Regions from separate parts of the Mus musculus genome. Here all the other regions are linked to region 1. Evidence: chromatin loops called from intact Hi-C (ENCODE). Cell type or tissue: heart. All regions are shown on one strand. Each heading gives the region's core, and the rest is flanking DNA. Links, peaks and the distances in the headings are about the cores only. Region 1 holds the start of Plekha8 (pleckstrin homology domain containing, family A (phosphoinositide binding specific) member 8). Region 2 overlaps Mturn (maturin, neural progenitor differentiation regulator homolog (Xenopus)). Region 3 overlaps 9130019P16Rik (RIKEN cDNA 9130019P16 gene).

Region 1 (8,013 bases), core at 2,369-4,868:
GTACAACACTATTTGCCCTGTTCCTAGCATAGTGCCTAGGAACAAGCAGTTGGCAAATTAAAATATCATCATGGTTTGCAGGTGGCAAGAGCATGTGCCCAGCCACACTATGCCTGGGTTGTACCACAAAAGATAGTACCATAAAAGATAAATTAATACATTCACCCAAGATTCAAAGGGTGAACGAATATACTAAAGTTTTCCACTCAATTTTGACACCGACTTGTTGTTTGCTTGTTTGTGATAGGGTTTCACTATGTAGTTCTGGGTGTCCTAGAACTCATTAAGGAGACTGGGCTTGGCTTCAGAACTCTAAAAGATTCACCTGCTTCTGTCTCCTGAGTGCTAGGATTAAAGGTGTGCAACACCACACTATGTGCAAGACACCTAGAATGTCTTATTAAGCTTTTCATCAGCATAAATACACAAGCCACATAAAAGGAGTCGTTTATGAGCTGGTTTTGGAGAAAAATTCAGAAGGAAAGAAATCCTGGACAGGGATTTGTATTTTAAAGTAACTACGTAAACTATAAGCAAAAACCAAGTTTTTAAAATAAGCGTCAGACACCACACATCTGAGCCACAGAACACAGGGTTATCGAACTGGTGCTCACCTCAGCCCCACTGGCTAGCTTTCCTAGCACTGGAAGCTACCGAGCACACCAGCAGAGAAAAAGCAATCATCAGTATCACTCAGTGTGACTTCTACAAGCTACAATAACTGGCTTGGTAATATGCCCTCACTGGTACAACAGTGGCATGAATGTTCCGGGCATAACTAACTATTCCTGACTGGATCTAAAGCCTGCTCAATGAAATGGAACCCATTCCTGGTACTGTTAGCAGGGCCAAGAGTCCAAAAGGAGAACCTAATACTATTACCTAATACTGCTATTCAGCTAAACCAAACGCTATAGCACTAAATCAGCTTCTAATGAATTATCTCCATACTTACACATCAGTGCATTGCTTAATACTTAATACTTCTCATCACTATAGATGTCAATTAACCCAGAGACCCTCAACTAGTGAAGGTGTGGGAAGTAAGAGATCACAGAGTGCTCAGTCCAAAATGGAATAAACATATCACCCCCTATTCCTAAGGCCCTGGGATCTTAGTGGAAGGGTAAGCGAAAAGACTGTAAGATCCAGAGATGCTAGAAAACATCAAGGAAACAAGTGTTTTCTGGACATAACAACACAGTTGCAAATATGCACTCAGTGTTTGTGACAACCTGCAGAGGACTTGTGCAAGCTCAAGCCAGACACAATCCCAGCATCGGGGAGGGAGGGAGGGAGGTATGAAATCCCAGCACTGGCTGAGGAACTCCTGGCAGCTGATAGTTGCTGGGAGAGCAAGTGCCAGTTTTCTTTAATGGTATGATCCTTAGCGGGCCCCACTCCCAAGAGTCTCTGAGCATCATTAGCTGCAGGAGATGGAGGAGAAAGAGGAGGAGCAGGAGGACGACTTCAAGGTGAGTAGGGAGTGAGGGTGGAAAGGGTGGCTATGGGAAGAGGGATGAACATGAGCAAAAGGAGCTGTGCGACATTCTCAGAGAACTCGGAAAATATTATTCTAAAGGCAAAGGCTTTCCATCTAAGTTCATCATTCACTCTCCGACAGCAAAGGAGAGCAGAGGGAACCCATGTGATCTTCCTAAGCTAGTGCCATTCTCTTCCAAAGTAAGGCCGTGTTGAATGAAAGCCAATGTGCCAACCGACCCTCAATTTTAAGCAGAGTAGTCTATCCAGAAAAGTAGTCAGCGGTGTGACAGCCTTCAGCCTTCATGGAACAGTGAGTGACACACAAGCCAAAGGAAAAGCAGCGAAGGCTCCAATGCCTTTAGGGCTTTGCCCAGAAGCCACTCAACAGTACTGTCCGTTCTTACTTAGGGAAGAAAAGAGTTGACTCTTACCATCAAACAGATGGCAGGGGCATCACAGAAGATAGATCCACAGAGACAGCTAGAAAAATGTTGGTGCAATGAAGGATACAGAAGACTGTGGGGAGAGGGCATTTTACTACCAAAAGTTTCCACACAGAAAGGGGAGGGAAAGGAAGACGGAAATGATTAAGGTGGGGCAGGAGAAGAAAGTGATTTGTGTGTGTCCGGGCTAGGGTTCAGAGGAGGACAGTAAAGGGTGAAGTTGACTCAAGGGTTTACAATTAAGATACACACCTACTTCTCAGCATTTAGGACAGCATTGGGAGAATGGCACCGTCAAGCCTTCTCTTAAACAACATGCTAATCGGCTTCCAGTATTCAAGGACCTGCAGGCCAGCTTTGAGTTCTTCCTGTATAACCTAATCTCTCTGCTGACATCAGTGGAGATCCTTGAAGTGAAGGCCAGGTCTTAAGGAAAACCTTCTCATCAGACCCTCGGGTAGAGATTTTAAAAAAAATGAATTAACTGTGCTAACTACTATACTACTTGGAGATTCCAGGTACATGCTGACAGGTGTACTTCTGCCTGTACTGGGCTGTGACTTCCTCAAAGTTACTCTGCCAGATCTTCACAAGCCATACACACCTGTCCTTACTACAGAACTGCCCCACCAAAGGATGGGGAAACCCTAGCTCTAGTTGGTAAGATTTCTAGTTTCTGCATCCCCACTGACACGTTAAATGTTAACCCATTTTCCCTAACAAAAAAGTTTAACTTTAAAACGCACCCAGCACTGTTCATATAGCATAGTACTTATAAAATACTGGCTGCTTGGATGAAAATAATGTTCGTTGAGAATCATCTTCAAAGCTGAGGAATAGTTCTAACTTCTGGATAGTTGGAAAGTGCTTCCAAGAGCTAGAAAGGGGGCAGGGTGCTATTTTAAGCCATTGTGCTGGGCAAGACAAGGACACCGTTGTTAATATCTGCATTCATTTTTATGACAGAGTTCTGAAACAAAAGAAATGTTCGGAGAGAAAAGGCCGATCGCCAGCGTACACTTCAGGGCTTAGGGCTGCGGTGCTAGAGTTCCACTACCTCGGTCGGCAGGGGGATGACCCTGAAGGTGCCTAGGGAGATCGACTGCGTGGAGACTCTGGAATCCAGGGGTTGGTGGCACTCGGCACCCTGCAGCTGGGCTGCGCGGCCCAAGCGAGGCCGCCCCCCACCCAATTCGCGAGATTGAGGTGGACCCCGCAGCGGACCCAGGCTGCCGGCTTCACCCGGTACCCAACTCTCCATCCGGGCCGCGAGCCGGCGGAGGGTGCCGCCTGGCGCACCGCACCCACGGAAGCCGGCACTCACCGCTCAGGTAGTTGGTCCACTTGTACAGCACGCCCTCCATGGCACCCGCGGGCCCCTCGTCGCCCCGGCCCGCCGCGGGGACGCCGGGCCGGCCTCACATCCTGGGCCCGGGGGCGGGGTCACCGCGACAGCCTGGGAGCACCAGCTCCGGGTCCCGGGGGCTGCGCCTGCGCCTGGCGCAGTCGGTGTGGACGCCGCAGAGCGGCCGCCAGAGAGAGGCGAGGGAGGCGCGGGAGGCGCGGCCCCTGTGGCGGCGGTCGCGGGCGCCTTCCTGCGGCCACTGAGCCCACAGCGCCCGCCCCGGCGCGCTCGCGCATGCTCACTGCGCTGTGCGCACGCTACCAAATCCACGCCAGGGTTTGGCCACTGCGCGGAGGGGCTGACCGGTGGGCGGGGCTCCGATGCGCACGCGGGTGGCAGGTCACCCATGGGGGTCTAGGCTCCAGGGATCCAGCTTTTAATGACAAGTTTGTCAGTGGAGGAGGATGCGGGCTGAGACCCGGAATCCTCGGATGAGGCTAGTCTGTAGTTTCCGGATGCACTTCTGTGTAAGGCGCTGTTCAAACTGCCGGCCTCTTGACTGGAAGCTTGGTCTCTGGACCGCAGACATTGACTTCACCTGGGCTTCTGTTAAAAAAAAAAAAAAAATCTCTCGGGGGTTCCAGACCTTTTGGATTAAAAATCGGCACTTTTACAAGCTCTCCAAGGGGAATTTCTAAGTACATGAAAGTATGAAAATGCACTGTTGTCAGGATTTTTATCCAAGAAAAGTGTCTATCACAGGTTAGATGGAAGGTGAATGTTGAGAAGAAGCACAACACAACCAAATGTTAGTGTTATAGAAATATGCTCTCAAGGGCTAAAGTGCAGGCATTTTTTCCCTTAGTGTAAGGTTGACAGGTTTAATAAATAATATATCACTTAGTTGGTTATTTGCCTGACTGCACACCTCAATGCCCTGTTTTTGTTGTTGTTTTGTTTGTGTTTTGTTGTTGTTTTAATCTCTTTTGGTGATTTCTAGTTTCTTCTCAGATTGCAGCAATGGACTACATCTGAAATGAGGGCAGCCGTTTAGAACTTTAAGCTGTATAATTGTTAAAACAAGTGCTCTCTCTCTCTCTCTCTCTCTCTCTCTCTCTCTCTCCGTCCTTAAGTATTATCTACTCACCACCAAGGTCACATAAGTGACGAATTATTAGCAGTCACTCATTGACAGCGATGTTTGTAGAATGAAATCAAGCCAAGTCTTAAGGTGGAGTGCCAATTCTTTTCGGCCAAGTGAACTTAAGCAGGGCACTAACTTCTAACCTAATTTTTTTTTTAAACTAGCTTCTCTCCGGGCTAGTTTTTTGCAACTTGATGCAGGCTAGAGTAATTTGGAACGAGGATCTCCGAACCATAAGATTTACCTGTAGGCAAGTCTCTACTGCTTTTTCTTAAATACTGATTGATGTGGAAGGGTCCAGTTCACTGAGAGTGGTGCCACCCTTGGTCAGGTGATCCTAGGTGCTATTAAAAAAAAAAAAAAAAAGCAGGCTGAGCAAGCCAGTAAGCAGCACTCCTCTATGGCCTCTCTACATCAGCTCTTGCTTCCTGATTACTGTTTTGAGTTCCTACCCTGCCTTCCCTGGATAATGGACTATGATATAGAAGTGTAATAGGTAAAAATCCTTTCCTCCCCAACTTGCTATTAGTCATGATGCTTTAACCCAAGAATGGAAACCCTAAGACACTGTCTAAATGGGGGGGGGGGGGGGAGTGGGTGGGTGGGAATAGCCACGTTAAGTTAGTGAGGATCTTGCACCAGAGTGTGCTTTGCGAACCTTAAAGCATCCTAGTAGGTCCTTAGAGTTTCTGTTCTAAATTAGTAACCATAGTTCTGAGCCTTTATTTGTGGCATCTTGAAGAAGGCTGCTTCTCAGTGTCTGGTCTTTCCAAAAACCCGAGTGTCACCTGGCTCCAGACTCCGCAGCTGGAATACTTCACTGAAACAACCCTTCCCCCATCTCCCACCCCCGAGGATGTTAGCCTGGATCCAGCTGCCTTCCCGAGGTGGGAGAATTTCCTAATCAGCGGGCTCTAGGACTGTTCCGAAGGGGCACATCCGAGCCCAGGGCCCAACAGCACACAGAACCACTACATTTTTTTCGGCGCCATTGGCTGGGAGGCGCCTGAGGGACAGCAGCGCCAGCCAGTGGAAGGACGCCTTTCCCTAGAAGCTGCCTTATTAGAACCAATCATGTTTGGATGGGGCTTTAACTCTTTATTGTGAGTTCGCTGTCTGTGTGAAAATTGTTAGAAAAAGTGCCACGTCTTCCTGGGAGTGTGTCTGTTGGGGGAGTCCTGAACTTGCTTGGCCTAAGCTGTCTCCGCTTTTGGCACATTTTTAACTCTATGAAGTCGGGGGCCTTTCCTCTGCTTTGGTAACATGAGGTTTTTCTTGTGGAACGCTATCTTGGCACTGTGGGTCACGGTTCTGAGCGGAGCTCTGATTCCTGAGCCAGAAGTGAAAATCGAAGTTCTCCAGAAGCCATTCATCTGCCATCGCAAGACCAAGGGAGGGGATCTGATGTTGGTCCACTACGAAGGCTATTTAGAAAAGGACGGCTCCCTGTTTCATTCCACGTAAGTAATTACGCCTTGCAGGCAGAGTGATAAAGGGCCCACCCATTCACACTAGCCTGTGAAGCTAACAGTTCCTTTACCTCTACAAACTGAAACAAAAAACTGAAATACCTGTTTCCCTTTGGAGAAAGAAAATTGTCAAACCCGTTCTATAGGTCAAGACCATGAAAGAAATTCCTGGATACATGGAGTCTTGACAAATTAATTTCATTATCATTTTATTCTATATAAAATTATATCTAGAGTATTTGAGGTTTTACAGAAATACTTAGGTTATAATTAAGCAGCCAATAGAAAAGGCTTAACAGATTTTTCTGTCTTGAACTCCATTCCATAGGTAAAATATCCGATTCCCCTTTTAATTGTGCAAAAAAAAAATGTTAAGATGTGTCATTTTTCTTCAACAGCAAAATGCACAATCATCTATTTGCCTGCTTCTAAAAGATACACAAATAACTGTTTCAAGCGACCTGTTTAACTTCTTGGCAGGTGGCATTTTGGCCAAAGCACAGGATGACAGAAAGTCATTCCTTCTAGAAAGTCAGGCTTCATCCATGGCAAAGGTGTGGTTATAGAAGTAAAAAGTAGAAGGATTTCCAGATGTTTTACACTCGCTTTTCTTTTTTATAAACAAAGATTTGGCAGATAATGTTACCAAGTGTGATGATTTCCATTCAGAAAGTATTTAACCAGCACCTCCTTAGGGCCGGTCAGAAAGTTCACCTTCTAGTCATCTGCATCCATTCATTCATTCAGCCCGGGAAGCCACACCTCTGCCTGGAGATGCAGAGAGGGAAAACACAGGAAAGGGCTCTGTTTATGGAGAGTACAGAATGTCCACTGAGAAGGGATGGCAGCCTGTGGTCCATTGTGCTGATCAGGGAGGATAAAGAAGGAGTTCGGAACACAACAGCCTTGAACGTCAGGGGTGGAAATTATCAAGGCGGAACAGGAAGGGGAGAAGATTTTGCAGATGTGGGAATGGCATGAGCTAAGTCTGAAGCTTCCGCTCAATTGAGATCCTGCCATTTGTTTTAATAAACTGCTGTGAGACATGGTCTCTGTGAGACTTAAGGGTAGTGAATGACAGTCCTCCACACACTGCTCTGGTGAAAGATTTCAAGAAGAGTTTGTCAGAGCTTTGTCCTCGGTGCACAGTGGATAGTAACCAATACTGTGGCATTGCACTTCAGAGTCTCAGTTACATTCTTGCTTTTGGTCTGATCCCTTTCATAGCTAGTCTAAGTTCTTTTCCAGCCAAGGGCCAAAAACCTGTGCAGACACTTTGTAGCAGTTTACTGCTTGTGTTGTGGTACTTGGTGAAGGGACTGTTGTGTGCAGCCTTCCTGTAAAATCTTAGGCATGTCTAATGGAATATAATGAAAATGAAGAGACTTCATTAAAGACGTCTGCAAGGAGTGTTTTGTGTTGCCAGAGTCATCATCTGTGTGATAACTAGTTTAGCTGTAATAAGAAATGCAGCCAAATGTAGTTAGTGGGAATGATTGCTGCTTCTCTGTTCTTTTTGCCTCCTATGAGGGCCTGTGCAGTAAAAGAAGGAGTGACTGGGCAGTGGTGGTGCATGCCTTTAACGCCAGCACTTGGGAGGCAGAGGCAGGTAGATCCCAGAGTTTGAGGCCAGCCTGGTCTTTAAAGTTCTAGGACAGCTAGGACTACACAGAGAAAACCTGCCTGGAAAAACAAAACAAAAATAACATTTACCCAGATTTTGTTAACCATTGTACTCATATACTTAGCCCAAGGATGTTTTCTTCAACCTAAGAATTATCCTGAAATAGGACACTCTCCCATTGAAAGGACTTAACTGCCTGGGCATCCTCAGATCTCCAGTGGTTAAACTATCCCAGTCTCTCAGGATGCCTGGACACCTAGGCCATTCCTTTCCTCTCTGGAACTTGAGGAGCTGCACTCCAGGATTTTCTGAGTGGCCCCATAGTAGATCTTTGGAGAGGGCCTGAGTGTAAGTGGAGATGTAGGATGAAAACAGCCTTTGCGTGCATCAGAACCACCAGTAAACTGTACTTCAAGAAGGCTTGTAGACAGGGAACGAGATAGCCTTGTCTCTATGTCTGGGTGCAAGTGGACCATCAGGCATTAGCAATACTTCTAGCTTTT
Region 2 (8,013 bases), core at 2,206-4,705, 100 kb before region 1:
ATTTTATTTTTAAGGGGAGGAATTCCACCAGGTGTGCAGGACACTTGCTGTGCCTCTGGCTTGGCAGGGGGCATCATGAAAGTCACAGAGCCATTACCAGCATCCTCTAAGCAACCAATTCTCTAGAGACAGCCAAGGACACAAGTCGTCCTGTGTCCCAGAAGGTAAGTGTGGGTGGGCTATGTGCTTTGTTTACAACTCGGATGGATGGAGACCTAACTCTTCACTGCACCTGTCCACCTGCTCCCAACACACATTAAGTCTTGCCCATCCCTACGTTCCTCTCACTGGAAAAAAAAACCAGATTTGATTCAACTGTTTCCCAACTGGTGAGTTTTAACATGCAACAACTAAAAGTTCCAGTCTGGGATCACGACACCCTGAACATACGTTTTGTGCTCGGAGAAGAAACCGAAACAATATTCAGAGACATGCATTGTGCTACAGAACAGTTCTGCCTATACTGAGCAGGGGTGGTAGCCCCAGACCCAGTCTGACTTAAGCGCACTGAAAACCTAGTTCAGGCATTAGCATGAAGGACAATTTCCTCACGTAGCAGACAGTTTGTGCTCTGGTCATGGAAACACAGAATGTACCCTGTGCTGCAGAGAGCCCAGGAGTCCCAAGTGGACCCTTCGGTCTGACTGAACCCTAGTGATGCTAGGCACTGCACTGGGCCTCACGCTGCGCCCTGGCTCTGTTCTTCGATGTCTGAAGACTGCTTGGCTCAGTGCCATCACCAGGCAGAGGAAAGTAACCTGACAGATAGGAGGAAAATGTCTCCGTGGATCACTCAGTGATAGGATCCGCCTCTTGAGTGCTGTCAGTGGCTAGTTCAGATTTCAGCTGGTCACATCGGTCAGCATGCCATCAGTCCTTCCCTGTATGTTTGCTCTCACTGTCTCTGTCTGCTACCTACCAAGCCTTCACTGTCACTTTCCTGAGTGATAGGACAAGCAAAGTGTTCACTGCCATTCCCCTCCAGCTAGTCTTCACACTAGTCTCCCCTCTTGGGTTCCCTGCATACCACTTCCAAACCCTTCAGCATAGTGGGGCGAGGAGCGGCTCTGCCTGACACTGACATTCAACCGAGACAAGCCATCTTCTGGGACCTCTGCTTACCCACCTCTCAAAGTGACAGAATCTCATCAGTTGCCTGGGATAGAGCCCACCCCAGGCTCCAGGGATCTGGATATCTGCTGGCCACCATATTCTAAAGTAGCTGCATGGCCAGCATCTTAAAGACACCATCTTTGGCAAAATTACAAAGTATCTCTTTCCCATGTCCCTCCGTGTCCTGGGCTGTTGCTCTTCTGAACACACACTTCCTTTCCTACGCAGCTGCATTAGGATAGTGTTCAAAGCTAGAAGAGTAAATCGCCCTGTTTCATAGAGAAGTCACATGACTTATCAGAGTCCTGCAGTCAAAGGCAAGTGTCTCTCCTAACTCCCAAAGACCCTTCCCCCATGCTATGGCTGCCACTAGAATGCCTGCCTCCGCAGGCTGGGAGGGGTCACATCTGTCTCACTGTGGAACGGGTAGGCTCGGGTGTGCGCACAGGCCCACCCTGGAAGGGACACACACAACAGCAGAGGGAAGGAGGCTGGCAAGGACGATGGATGTGTGGATGCCTCTGGGGTTTGCCGTGGAAATCAACCACATCCAGGGATATTCTCTCTTCCTCACCCCTGGGCAGAAGAGGAGAGTTTTTAGCAGCCCGCTGCACCACTAGGAGGGGGTCTTAGCTCAACTTGTACAAATAGAGAACATTAATGTGATAACACCGAGTATATCTGGTCAAAGTTTAAATACATTTTTGATAAAAATTCATCTTATATTAATGTTCAAACACATGTAAATTTAGATTTGAAGCCTCTGTGTATAAAATTGCAGGTTACCTCAGAATGGAGCAAACTGCTCAGGCATCCTCATTTAGCCATAAAAGCCATATATTTGTGTGACCAACCATATGTAAAAGAAGGTTACCTGCCCTGGACAGTACCTACAAGACAGAGAGCTCACTCTCCCTGCTGTATGCTCACAAAGTGGGGCGATGGGCAGGACTCAAAGGCTGGACCTTGCACCCTGGAAGGAGCACTCAGTGTGACATTGCTAATGGGCTACTTCAAGAGAACTCACTTGGCTTGGTATTAGTAAGTTTCTTCCAGACAATAAAACACACAGGTACAAAAGCACAGATGGAAACCAGTGTGTGACATCACCCAGCAGCTGAAATCTACAATACACCAAGGAGCATGGGACTCTTCGAACTGCCCCTGCATTAAACAGAGAATGCCCATACACGCTGGCCATCCACACAAGCTCCTGTCAGCGCAAGTGGTCGTGGACATCTCCTTCTTCTTCATCATCTCCTTCTTTTTTAAATTTAAAATACCAGCAACATAAGTGGTGTGGGTGTGCGTTTGAAACACGCCCACACTCGATGCACAGAGCAGTCAAGCACTGTCAAGGGACACTTGCACCCTAAGTTATGAGAACCTGAGACACGCGTGGAAGGGTCTCACAGTGGCATCAGAGAATATCTTGCTAAGTACTTACTGGCTAATGATGAGAGCAGTCACGCCTGGGAGTTGTCTGTGTGTCCTGATCATTAACTCACCCTCTTGCAACCCAAGCGATCTCGTAATTAAGATTCTTACTTTCAGGTCCCTTTAAAAATTTCACTGCAAGTAGGTCCCCTAGAGTAATTAATTATAATTTTAAATAAATTAACTCACTGGGAGCCCCTCTTGACATTCTCTAAAGAATAAAAGATTAGGAAAGCAAATGATTTCATTTTATTAATATTTCTATCCTAGTTTCTTTTCCTGTTAGATTTACCTATGGCTTCAAAGCTTAAGGGGCACTTGCTCAGATCCGGGCTGTTCTCACGATTAAGTAAGCTGCCGTCTCGTCATAAAGAGAAAAGGTTACTGTTTCATATGCAGGCTTATAGACAGTGTCAAGAAACCAATCGTTTACATCTTTCACCCCATCTACACTTTCCACTATTAGAATTTAAAAGCGGCTTTGGAAGCAGCATGCTTTAAAAAAACTATCAAACACCCAGGAAGCATCTACACTGACCAGTGGCTGGCGGCTGCGCGCCCGGGGAACCAACGCAGACAGTGGTGAACTCCCTGAAGGAGCCTCAGCCGCCCTCACCCTCTGCGCTTGCTCATGCGCATGCGCATGACTAGATATGAAAACTCATGCTTTCTAAGCGAAGCCTTTCACTTACGGACACTTAAAAGGTACACAAACAGTGCAGGCTGCGTTTCTCCTCCGTCATGCTTTTCCTCAGCAAGGTCACCTGTGAGGACTCAGAACACATCCTTAATACATTCAGAGTTCTCTACATTCCAGTCAGGAAACATTAATCCTCCAACATAAACTCGAGAGGGAACAGGCAGCCACAACACGGACGGACTCTAACTTCAAAGGGGCAAAAGCTACCAAGACATCTCCATAGAGACCCCACCAAGGTGGGGCGGCAATTCCGGTCACTGCCGAGCAAACCTCGTCACAGATATTGTGTGGTCATTTAAAGGGTATTTCATTTTCATTCTGATGCCAGGAGCGGGATGTCCTGTTTTGAAGTGCTAATGCAAAAGGGCTACCCCAGGAGCACCGAACTCTGTCCGGAGGACCGGACCCCATGGGGTGCACAGGGCTTACTCCCCTTCTGCAAGGTGACCTAGGAGTTTACTGCTGACTGACCCCCATTTGCGGGTGGTCCGCCTCTGGCTCCTCCTCCTCCACATCCGCACTGTACTCTTCAAACGCGTCGTCATCTGCGTCTGGAAGCCCCAGCAACTGGAGAGAAGAAATTGGACAAGAAAAGCAGCAGCTGTAAGCATTGCAGGCAGAAGCCCAAAGGCGTCACACACCCAAATTCACCTGCTTAGCACTGCGAGTGCAACCCTGGACTCACCTCCCCCACCTGGGCAGTTACAAATTTAACAGGGAACACACTGAGTCTTCATGGTCTGTTGATTCCACTGGCGACCTTGGGGAGGCACGCCCCCGCAAACCACACATGTGGTAGATGTGCATGCCTCTCCCACGGTGTTGGTGAGTCACACCACAAGCATTGCCTATGTCCCCAAATCAATCCTCTGCTAAATTCCTCCCCCACCCACCCCGCAACACTTGCAGTTATTTATGATAAGTGGCACATAGACATATGATGAGTAGCAAAGGGTTAAATTTTATGGCATGTTAGTAAGATAACATCATACGTAGACTTAAAACTGAATCTTAAAATTACTTAATGATATAAGATGAGTATAAAATGTAAAAATAGTCAATTATGATATAGTTTGTCTCAAAATTCATATGGATGCACATAGAAAAAGAACTGCAATTAAATATATTCAAATGTTGAGTTTTCTTTTAAAATTTTACATTTGGTTTGTGTGTTTGCATGCATGTCACATCATATATGTGGTCACAGGACAATGCACAGGTGTTTGTTTTCTCATTCCATCATGTGATGCCCAGAGGCAGAACTAGGGTCATCAGACTTGGCAGCAGGTGCTACAATCTTGTGTGTGTGTGTGTGTGTGTGTGTGTGTGTGTGTGTGTGATGTAAAGGATTTCTATAAAACTGGGACTGTAAACAACTTCTTTCCATTTCATCTTTAAATATTTTTCCATTTATTTTATATGTATAAATATGTATTTTATGTATATGTATAATATACATAAATGTGTATTTTATGTATATGAATATTTTGCTAGTGTGTATGTGCACTTTGTGCATGCACAGTGCCCACAGAGGTTAGAGAGGGCATCAGATCCCCTGACATTGGAGTTAAGGATGTTGGTGAGTTCTGGGGATCAAACCTGAGTCCCCCGAAGGAGCTCTAAATCATTTCCCCAGCCTCCATTTCATCTATGTTCCACAAGCCTTCTATGATGTTCTATGACTATGATCAGGGAAGCACAACAAATTTAAGGTGAATATATTTCAATTTTGTATACGTGTGCATGTCTGCGTCTTTGGTGTGCTCATGTGAGTACTGGTGCCCTTGGCAGTCAGAGGCAGATCTTGTGGGTGGGGCTAGCGTTACATGCAGTGAGTGCTGGGAATCAAACTCAGGTCCTCTAGAAGAACAAGCACCCCTAGCTGCTAAGCCATCATCTCTCCAGCCCCATGACAACAGTTTTTAGTGACATTGGTCTTCCATTAGACACTGAATAGTACTAATCACTCACAATCAATATGACCCAAAACTTGTGAGCTGGCAGAACACCATGGCCTTCATTGCTCCTGGACTTCTGTACGGGATGATGGAGTCAAGAGTGACCAAGAGACATTCCAACCCTGTTTACTCCTCATGTGGCTTCTCTAAAGCCCTGCCACCCCTCCTCCACTCTCCCTGTGGCTCAAACGGGAGGGGGTGCGGGGGACGGGACAGTAAACCAGATGTCCCAACTAAGACAATGCCTAATTCCTAAGTTCTAGAGCTCTCGGTCCCAGACTCCCAGGAAAGCACGCAGGGCAAAGGCATCTGTGAGGCATTAACCGTCACAAGTAAAGATGGCCACAGCCAAGTGCAGATGCATGCTGCTTCCATAGAGCTCACGGCGGCCAACAGCTCAGAAAGTTACTGCTCACTCGGGAAAGGACAGCGAGAGCTTTTCCAGCCCTGCACACCAATCTCATGCATCTTCGGAAGAAAAGAGAAGCCCCGTTGTCTCACTACTTACTGTCTCCTTCCCATATTCTAATGGGATACAGGACAGAATCTGCTTCCTGGGAGAGAAGATGGCTAGTCACAATGAAAGGAGACAGCTGCTAAGCTGGTGGTCGGCTTTTATTTGGAGAGTTGCTGACACCAGCTCCCACAGTCGAGCGAGGGGAAGTGTCTAACAAAGCGAGGATGCTTTCGCAGCACTAGGAGCCTCAACATCACCTGAGCACCCCAAGAGGAAGACACAAGACCACTCTGTAGAGCGGAATGCCACTAACTACAGAACAGTCAATCCAACATCCATCCAATTTAATCTGAGGTGGCAACTGGCCACTTGGAATGCTGGGTTTTGATAGTTTAGTTAGCCATGACATTCATGGGTAAGAATAGTACAGCTGAGGCATGTTTGTAAATACACATATCTATAATGATTCTTCCTCAGGGGACATGGGTTACTCAACCCCAACCCAAGCCATAAGAAGCTCTCAATCCCCTCTCATGGACTCAGCAATCATTGCTGAAGTAGATCCAGCAGGCTAGTTGACTAACCACACCTCTCCCCTTGCCCCACTTCATACCTTACTCTTTTTTCCTCTTCTTTTTTTATTAGATATTTTCTTTATTTACATTTCAAATGTTATGCCCTTTCCTGGTTTCCCCTCCGAAAACCCCTATCCCCTCCTCTCTCCCCATAGTCCCCATTCTCCCACCCACTCCTGCTTCCTGGCCCTGGCATTCCCCTACACTGGGGCAGAGAACCTTCACTCAACCAAGGGCCTCTCCTCCCATTGATGACCAACTAGGCCATCCTCTGCTACATATGCAACTAGAGCCATGAGTCCCACCATGCATTTTCTTTGATTTGTGGTTTAGTCCCAAGGAGCTCTGGGGGTACTGGTTAGTTCATATTGTTGTTCCTCCAATGGGGCTGCAAACCATTTCAGCTCCTTGGGTACTTTCTCTAGCTACTTCATTGGGGATCCTGTACTCTGTCCAATGGATGGCTGTGAGCATCCACTTCTGTAATTGTCAGGCACTGTCAGAGCCTCTCAGGAGACAGCTATATCAAGCTCCTATCGGCAAGTTCTCATTGGCATCCACAATAGTGTCTGGGTTTGGTGGTTGTATATGGGATGGATCCCCAGGTGGGGCAGTCTCTGGATGACCATTCCTTCAGTCTCTGCTCCAAACTTGTCTCTGTAACTCCTTCCATGGGTTTTTTGTTCCCCCTTCTATGAAGGATCGAAGTAGCCACACTTTGGTCTTCCTTTTTCTTGAGTTTCATGTGTTTTGCAAATAGAAGAATGAGAATCAATCCATTCTTATCTCCTTGTACAAAGCTCAAGTCTAAGTGGATCAAGGAACTCCACATAAAACCAGAGACACTGAAACTTATAGAGGAGAAAGTGGGGAAGAGCCTCGAACATATGGGCACAGGGGGAAAATTCCTGAACAGAACACTAATGGCTTGTGCTGTAAGACCAAAAATTGACAAATGGGACCTCATTAAATTGCAAAGCTTCTGTAAGGGAAAGGACACTGTCAATAAGACAAAATGGCAACCAACAGATTGGAAAAAATCTTTACCAATCCTAAATCCAATAGAGGGCTAATATCCGATATATACAAAGAACTCAAGAAGTTAGACTCCAGAGAACCAAATAACCCTATTAAAAATGGGATAAAGAGCTAAACAAAGAATTCTCAACTGAGGAATACCAAATGGCTGAGAAGCACCTAAAAACATGTTCAACATTCTTAGTCATCAGTGAAATTCAAATAAAAACAACCCTGAGATTCTACCTCACACCAGTCAGAATGGCTAAGATCAAAACTCAGGTGACAGCAGATGCTGGCAAGGATGCGGAGAAAGGGGAACACTCCTCCATTGCTGGTGGGATTGCAAGCTGGTACAACTACTCTGGAAATCAGTTTGGTGGTTCTTCAGAAAATTAGACATAGTACTACCCGGGGACCCAGCTATACTACTCCTGGGCATATACCCAGAAGATGTTCCAACTGGTAAGAAGGACACATGCTCCACTATGTTCATAGCAGCCTTATTCATAATAGCCAGAAGCTGGAAAGAACCCAGATGTCCCTCAACAGAGGAATGGATACAGAAAATGTGGTACATTTACACAATGGAGTACTACGCAGCTATTAAAAACAACGAATTTATGAAATTCTTAGACAAATGGATGTATCGGGAGGATATCATCCTGAGTGAGGTAAGCCAATGACAAAAGAACACACAGGGTATGCACTCACTGATAAGAGGGTATTAGCCCAGAAGCTCGGAATATACACCTT
Region 3 (8,013 bases), core at 2,095-4,594, 200 kb after region 1:
CTCTGCCCCCTCACGGGATGGTACCCTTGCAAAAATGGCATGATATTAGAGCGAATGCTTGTTCTAGTTAGGTTTCCGTTTCTGTGTTAAATGCCATGGCCAAAAATGACCCGGGGAGTAAAGAGTTTATTTCATCTTGGAATTCGTTATGAAGCAAAGTCAGGGCAGTCACTCAAGCAGGAACCTGGGGACATAGGGACATAGGCTGAGACAGAGACTAGGTAGGAGCATTGTTTTCTAGCTTGCTCCCCACAGCTTACTCAACCTTGAGATGTACATGGTCTAGAAGGATAGATTACTGTCGAACATTGCTGACCTATTTGCGTCGTCTGTTATGGACTTGTGATATAAAAAGACCACCTGAGGTCAGGGCTGCTGTGGGTTGAATCGGTGTGTGAGATGTAAAACTTTGGAAGGCAGCCACCATTTGTGGCAGCCTGATGATCCTTCCTTCGAGCATATATGAAGGCTTGTGAGTTACATATAGGACACATCTTGGGCCAGTGAGTAGCTTTCCACAAATGTAATCGTGAATCATCACAAAATGGCTTGGGATTGGAGGCTGTCTGGGGTATAACTTCTGGATCTAGGAGAGAAGAGAACAAAACAATACTGTAGTCTCATCTATCTAAGGATTGCTTACTGTAGTCTCATCTACCTACAGTGACCTCCAACCAGAAGAAGTGAATCTTTAACTAACTACCACACAGAGAGAACATTCGTATGGATTTTATTACCATATTCTTGTTCTATTTTATTACTTGTTGATGTGTTAAATACCTCCTAATCCATATGCTCACCGTTATCAAGTCTTATGTATATAGGAAAATCATGGTATATAAAGATCATTTAGTTGCAGGCATTCGCAGGCATCTTGGGATGTGTCTGCCATGAATAAGGAATCGCACTGTGGTGTTGGACAGGGGTCACAGGATTGGAGAGGAGCTTGCAGCAAGCAAATCTGCTCCATCCTAAGTGGCAGAGACCGAGGAGTCAGCACAGACTTTCTAGGGCTGATTTCAGAGTTGGAGGGCAGGGAGCTAACCAAGGGAGTGTCACCGATCCAGCTGGGAATGTGTGGGAGCGGAGAGAAAGCAGCTCACATCTGCAGGGTTGCCAGACTTAGTAACGAAAAGCACACAATGGCCCTGTTAAATAGGAATTTCAGATAAACAACAGAATCTGTATGTGCCAAGACATAATTTTAGTGTCAGTATGTCCCATATACTGCACAACTCTATAGACTATTTGTTGCTTCGGAGAGATTCAAGTTTCCCCAGCTATGCTGTACTTTGTCCGGCAAACATATCCATGTTTCCAAGGCTGTGTTTCCAAGGCTGATTATTTGGGGAAGGACTTGAGGTTTATGCTAAAATTGATGAGCCACTGGAAAGCTTTCATCACAGGTGTGTGACACCACAGACAGCTGTGTCAACTGTGCTGTCAGGAGCCATGAAAAGAGGATTAGTTTCTATTGCCCCCTGGTCAAGACTGAGTTGTCAGGTACCCCACACCCAGTGCCTCAAGGATACACACTTATTACCTCTCCACTTCTATAGATCTGGGACTGAGAAGAGGCCTTTCTGGGTCCATTTGGCTTAGGGATTTTTGTGCAGCCATGGAGATGTTGAGTTGTGTCCCCATTCTCTATAGACTCGATTGCTTTGAGGGTGGCTCACCCCAAGGTGGGCACGCCTATGGCAGGAGTGGAGTGTTGCTGTGACAGACCTGATCATGTTGGTTTGGAGAGGATTGTGGAAGGACTTTGGAACTTTGGGAGAGAAAATTCATTTAGTGTTCAAAGCTTGGTGAGCTTGGAAGTTTAGGAGCTTGGAAGAAAATGGTGTAGAGAGAAGTGCAAAGGCCTGGCATGTGACATTCTACATGGAAGTTTGAGAGTTATTTGATGACTATCACAGCTGAAAAGTTAGTTGTGATTAGTAAGAGACCAGTATCACTGTGGTTAAACCTTTGAGTTACTGGGACAATTGATGCGGGTTGCTGGAGCTAAGAAATTAGTGGTGATGATGAAGACTGGGATGTAAAGTGAATAAGACAGTATTAGAGGGGGGGAGGAGGAGGAGGAGGAGGAGAGAGAGAGAGAAGGAGGAGGAGGAGAGAGAGAGAGAAGGAGGAGGAGGAGAGAGAGAGAGAGAAGGAGGAGGAGGAGAGAGAGAGAAGGAGGAGGAGGAGAGAGAGAGAAGAAGAAGGAGGAGGAGGAGGAGAAAGAAGAAGAAGAAGAAGAAGAAGAAGAAGAAGAAGAAGAAGAAGAAGAAGAAGAAGGAAGAAGAAGAAGAAGAAGAAGAAGAAGAAGAAGAAGAAGAAGAAGAAGAAGAAGAAGAAGAAGAAGAAGAGGCTGCAGCAGCTTCCCTGAGGTGAAATCTTCTGAGAAGTGTTTCCTGAGAGTCAGCACACAGAAGCTGTGTTCCACAGATGACCAAGATGGTTCCTCACATGGGCAGCCTGAACTAGAAACTGTCAGAGCCACCCATATAGTATTGGTTTTGAAGGCATGTAGGCGTCATGGAGAACAGCTGAGGCTTGGTTCTGTGAGAGGCCTGCTACATCACCTCCTGTCTCTAGATTCCTGACTTGATTGAGCTCCTGTCCTTGCTTTCTTCAGTGGTGAACAATGGTGTGGGTGTAAGCCAAATAAATCCTTTCCTCGTCAAGTTACTTTTGGACATTTTGTCTTGTCACAGCAAGAGATACCCTGACTAAAACAGAGTGCTTGGATTCCTGTTCATAGGGAGCTACTGTTATTTTAGGAAGAGCTTCCTCCTGCAAGGGGCATGCTCCAAGAGTGGCTGCAGCCTCCGGAAGGGATCCCAGGAGAAAGCATGTGCATCGGAGGAATTGGCGGCTGTACTGAGCCTTCTCAGTTAAAAATGGAGCGTTTCTACAATGAAATGAGAAATTGGAGTGCTGGGGATGGGAGGGAGGGAAAATTACTCAGGGGAACAATATCTGTCTGTGTATGTATGTATGTATGTATGTATGTATGCATGTATACTATCATCTGTCTGTCTATAATCTATCTATGTATCATATATCTATCATTTACCATCATCTATCATTTATTTCCTCTTCCATTGTCTAATCCTGAAGCCATTAGCTTAACATCCACAGGCATTTTTAGCAAGTGTTTTCCAGAGCGCACATGAAAACTAACCTGTAAGACGAGCGCCCTCTGCTGCCACTTGTATGGAATATATTTTTCTGGTAATATTAAGGAAAACACCTTAAATGGCAGTAATAATTTTAAAATCTATGAGAACAAATAGCATGTATGCCTTTGCAAATATTCCCAAGATTTTTCTGTGTAGGAATCTGTGTTTCTGCACTTGAAGCAAGTCTTTTATATTGGTTTTATTCATTGGGCGGCAGCTACCATGCAGATATATGTGAGATGAGGGGCTGGAAAGAGAATATCTTGTGTATTGCATGGCTGCATCACCTTTCCAATTAAAAAGGCTATGGCCTATGGCTTAGGCGGGAAATATAAGGTGGATATCTGGGAGGAGAAAGAATTCTAGAATAGACCCAGGCACGGGGAGGTTGGCCTGGGAAGATGTGAAGAGATGGAGGCATGGTATCTGAGCGCAGGTAGGCAGGCCTGTGACAGAATGTAGGTTAAAATAAGTGGGATATTTTAAGTTATATCTAGTCAGAGTAGAGCCTAGCTATACGTTCAAGGCATTTGTAAATGTATTTTGAGTTTGAGTCATTTCTGGGGACGTGGGGCTCAGAGGAAGAACTGGGCCTAACTTCAACAAAAGGTGCTTGTGAATTTAGTGTGTAGTGAGGAGCAGCCATCTGCACTCTTAATGGAACAAATCTCTTGCTAGGGCCACAAATCCAGAGTTCAGAGGTTGACACCAAGGTTACTCCACCAAATACCTCAGCATGTGGGCGGGAGGAGACAGTTTAAGGAGTTCAGAGCATCCGGGAGAAACAACTGACCACTAAGCATCATGGTTTGCAGTGCTGGTCATCCCTGGGAGATCCAGAAGGGGCTTCATGTGTTTGATGACAGTTCCACTCCAGCCACAACTCACAGCAAGGAGGACACATTCACTGAACATCAAATAGCTCGGTCTCAGCGCCTGACTCCCTCCCACCCTGCCAGTGACCCATCTGGGCACACTAAATACCCACATGAGAGCTGGGCTATAGCTCAGGTGGTACAGCGTTTGCCCAGAATGCACAAGGCTCTGGGTTTGAACCTTGGCATTGCATAAACTGGGGTATGGCGACACAGGCTTGTAATCCCGACACCCAGATGGAGAATCAGACGTTCAATGTCATTCTTCTTGACAAAGGGAGTTTGAAGCTAGCGTGAGATAGCGAAAATAAAAAGGGCTAAATAGAGACACGAATGATAGCACTGTCCTAGTGTTACTCTAGAAACTTCTATTTATTTCATGCATTCATCTCTGCTTTCTATACATCTGCAGAATCTGGCTCTATGTTGAGGCTTTTGATATTAGCTCTCCCTCTTCTGAAATGTTCTGTTCCCGAGTCACTATTCAACTCAGCACTTAAAAGAATGCTCCTTCCTCGTCTGTCTGTCCATCTGTTCGTCTGTCTGTCTGTCTTTCTCTCTCTCTGTGTATGCATGTGTGTGTGCACACTCATGCATGCGTGCGTGCATGCAGGTGCATGTGGAGGCCAGAGGACAACCTCAGGAATTGTCCTTCAGGCACTATCCAGTTCTTTTTTTCTTTTCTTTTTGTCTTTTTTCTTCCTCCCCCTCTCTCTTCCTTCTTCCCCCCTCTTTCTTTTTGAAGCAGTGTTTCTCATTGGTCTAGAGTTTGCCAATTAGGCAGGCTGGCTGGCCAGTGAGCATAGAGAGCCACTGCTCCATCTCCCTAGCACTTGGGTTACACATGTGTGCATGCCATCACATCTGACTTTTGCATGTGATTTTGGGGGATTGAATTTAGGTCATTGTGCTTATTAATAAAAATATGATGAGCCATGAATTTTTAATCATTAAAGCCAGGTAAGAGGCACACACATGAGTTCACCATTCTATTCTTTATGTATGCCTGTGTTTATGCCTGTGTGTATGTGTGTATACATTTACACTTGTGTGTGCTTTCACAATTGTATGCATGTGAAGTCCAGAGTACTAAGGTATTGGCTACTTTCTTCTTCTTCTTCTTCTTCTTCTTCTTCTTCTTCTTCTTCTTCTTCTTCTTCTTCTTCTTCTTCTCTCCATCTCCTTCTCCTCCTCCTCCTCCTCCTTTCTTGTTTTTGTTTTTTGAGACAGAGTTTCTCTGTGTAACCCTGGTTGTCCTGGAACTCACTCTGTAGACCAGCCTGGCTTCCAACTCAGAAACCTGCCTGCCTCTGCCTCCCAAGTGCTGGGATTAAAGGTATGTGCCACCATGCCCGGCTCCTCCTCCTCCTCCTCCTCCTCCTTTTCTTATAGTATATCTCATTGGCCTGAAATTCCACCTACAGCCTGCTAGCCATCTGCTTTGGGGTCTGCTGTGTGGCTATTGACCTGCTCCCTCCCTTCCTAGCTTGCTTCCCCTTGCTGACTTGGCTTCCCAAGCCCAGGGCAGGAGGAAGGAAGAGAGATGACAGAATTACAGTGGTCACCATGGTGACCTTGTATTCTCACACTAGTTACAGATGGCTCTTCTCCTGCGTGTCCTCATTCTCCCTGTGTTGTGGGTTCAATTCTCTTTCCTCCAAAGATAGGTGGAAGCTCTAGAGCCCAGTATCTTAGGATGTGACATTATTTGGTAACAAGATCTTTGCAGATGTAATTAAGCTAAAAGGGAAGTCTTCTTGGATTAGGATAGGCCCTATACCCAATGAGTGATATTCCTAAGAACACAGGCATTGGTACGCAGAGGAGAGCGCCAGGAGGAAGGCCATGTGAAAAGACAGTCATTTAGTTACAAGTGAGCAGACACCTGGGTTTGTGGGCAGCTGGCAGGCATTTGAAAGAGGTCTGGAAAAATTCCTCATAGAGGCAGGCCCTCCTCACACTCTGATCTGGGCCTCCTAGCTTCCACATCTGTGAAACACATTTCTTGTTTTACATTGCACAGTTTGGGGCCCTTTGTGATAGAGGCCTTAACCAGCAGACACACCCTAGTTCACTTGCCCTCAGTGCTGGTGTTGCTGCTGCCTGCAGACAATGGGTTCCATTCTTGGTTCCCCGCTGCAACCAGATCACTGCCCTTGCAGGTAGCTCCTCTTGGCCAGGACTTCAAAGGCTCTGTTCCCCAGATTTATCTTCGATGTGGCTCTTCTGGTCAAAGGAAATCTGTGTCCTCCTCTCCCACGTCCACTCCGAGAGCTTAACAGGCTCATTTCAGTGCAGGAGGGCTCCCCGACTCATCCACAAAGAAATTATTTTCCTGGATTTTTTTTTTTCACTCCAAGCTCCTGGTTGTAAGTTAAGTTAGCTTGTCATTAGCTCTGACCTCTCATTGATTAGAGAGCATGCAACAGGTCAAGGCCATTCTGGTGCTCAGCAGTGGATAATAGGCATGCTCCTGTCTCCGGAAATTTCTTCCAGTGATGTTTTAGAACTCTTCTCCCTACCCTGGCCTTTCACATCCTTAATATGTTTGTGAGTCTAAGAGCCTAGGAAGGGGTGTGGACCAGTGGGCAGTTCCCCTGGTTAGTCCTTCCGAGTAGCTGGCTTGTAGCCCATAAAGTCCTTCCTGCATTGAAGGTGTTCTTTTCTTCAGTGAGCATCACCACACTGTACATTGTAAAATCACTTTGTTTCACTGAACCATGTGTCCCTGGAGGTCCTTCTGGGACTCTGCACTCCTCCAGTTGAAGGCTTCACTGAACTCCCTGAGAAAGTTTTTTCCACCTTTATTTTATCAGCAACACTCTGATTCTCTTAATGTTTAGTGTGTGTGTGTGTTGCAAGCAATATGAAACTGACATCTCAATTTGTATGTGCAGTTGTTTCTCTGCATTAGAAAAAGACTGAATTGCCTAGTTATAAGCTACTGGCCTAAACCTTTTAATTCATTCTGCCCATTGCTCTGTGGCTGGCTTGGCCCCTTGAGCTTCCCTTTGCAGTGGGGTTAGACAGTTCTTGGAGTTTGCCTCCAGACATTCGGTTACTCAGAGCTTTCTGTGCTTTTTGAGCAGCCAGCCAATTCTCCCGCCCCTGCCTCCCTCTCACTTCGGTAGTGCAGGGAACATAGGCTTCAGCCCCTGCATCTGGATTTTTACATGGATTCTGAGACCCAACTCGGGTCATCAGACTTGCAAGACCATCCTTCTGCCTCCTAAGTCTTTCCCCTGTTCCTCCTTCAACTTACTGTATATTCTGTAAGGCAGAAATCAGGAAGCTGAAAACACAAGCTAGCAGATCCCTCTATTTTCGTGTCTTACCGCCTGTTATGTTGTGAATGCCGATTAGATCCCACAAACAGGATGTAGGCATTGGAAACTAGATGGTGGAAACTGGGCAGGGGCATCTTTTAGTTGCCTTTTTATGGACCCAGATCAGGCATAGGCATAAGTGGAGTTTGTTTCCTTCCCACCCTGGAAGTGGTCCAGTGTTCATTCTCCAGACCTGTGAGTGGCATGCAGTCATGCAGGAGCCATGGAATCGCGGCCCACTGACTCCTGTTTGGTCCTGCACCTCAGTTGGGAGGCCTTTTTCCCCCCTTATACTCAGGACTTCCAAGATAAGCGTCTTGATCTCTTGGTTTTGTACCTTTTTAGTTGGAATAGGTGTGGCAGGGTTCCAGACCGCTCAGTTCTACAGCATTCTGGGGTCATTCGTGGGAGTCTACCATATGGCCTCAGTCAGTTTCTCTGTATTAAGTCCCCTTCCACATACAGTCCCTAGGTGTGGTTTGCTTTCTCTTTCTGTATTGACTTGGCAGATGCAGGCTTGCCACATTGCTTCCCATTCTCAGTGATAGACAGGAACCCTGTTTAACCTTAGTTGCTGGTCTCAGCTTTCCTGTGGGTAGATCAGGTTGGTAAAGTTTTGGTATTCAGCACAAGAGATTTTTA

The links. Peaks named below come from ENCODE experiments on the same cell type or tissue, not always from the same donor. Only the 100,000 strongest peaks of a DNase experiment are listed, where the experiment ranks them.
Region 2: it touches region 1 in a loop (2.3-fold over the local background); 15 of 42 quality-filtered maps call a loop at or near these places.
Region 3: it touches region 1 in a loop (2.5-fold over the local background); 2 of 42 quality-filtered maps call a loop at or near these places.

The regions. Positions count from the first base shown.
Region 1 is chr6:54,590,711-54,598,723 of GRCm38, reverse strand. It overlaps Plekha8 (pleckstrin homology domain containing, family A (phosphoinositide binding specific) member 8), which reads right to left and starts at 3,613. Exons shown (of 14, transcript NM_001164361.1): 1 at 3,253-3,613. The coding sequence starts at 3,292. Fkbp14 (FK506 binding protein 14) reads left to right here and starts at 5,550. Exons shown (of 4, transcript NM_153573.2): 1 at 5,550-5,877. The coding sequence starts at 5,681. In heart, for the core only: a CTCF peak has its summit at 3,539; a DNase peak (open chromatin) is centred at 3,513; H3K4me3 peaks cover 1,930 bases; H3K27ac peaks cover 1,446 bases.
Region 2 is chr6:54,694,784-54,702,796 of GRCm38, reverse strand. Mturn (maturin, neural progenitor differentiation regulator homolog (Xenopus)) reads right to left here. Exons shown (of 3, transcript NM_001289740.1): 3 at 1-3,817. The coding sequence ends at 3,707. It overlaps LOC115490354 (a long non-coding RNA gene), which reads right to left. Exons shown (of 2, transcript XR_003956309.1): 2 at 4,558-8,013. Among named protein-coding and RNA genes, the nearest start is that of Mturn, 17 kb to the right of the region's middle. In heart, for the core only: no CTCF peak of the experiment used is centred there; a DNase peak (open chromatin) is centred at 3,146; H3K4me3 peaks cover 1,363 bases; H3K27ac peaks cover 776 bases; H3K27me3 peaks cover 362 bases.
Region 3 is chr6:54,387,112-54,395,124 of GRCm38, reverse strand. All of the region lies in intron 3 of 9130019P16Rik (RIKEN cDNA 9130019P16 gene), which reads left to right. Among named protein-coding and RNA genes, the nearest start is that of Wipf3, 39 kb to the left of the region's middle. In heart, for the core only: a CTCF peak has its summit at 3,195 (motif pointing left); no DNase peak of the experiment used is centred there.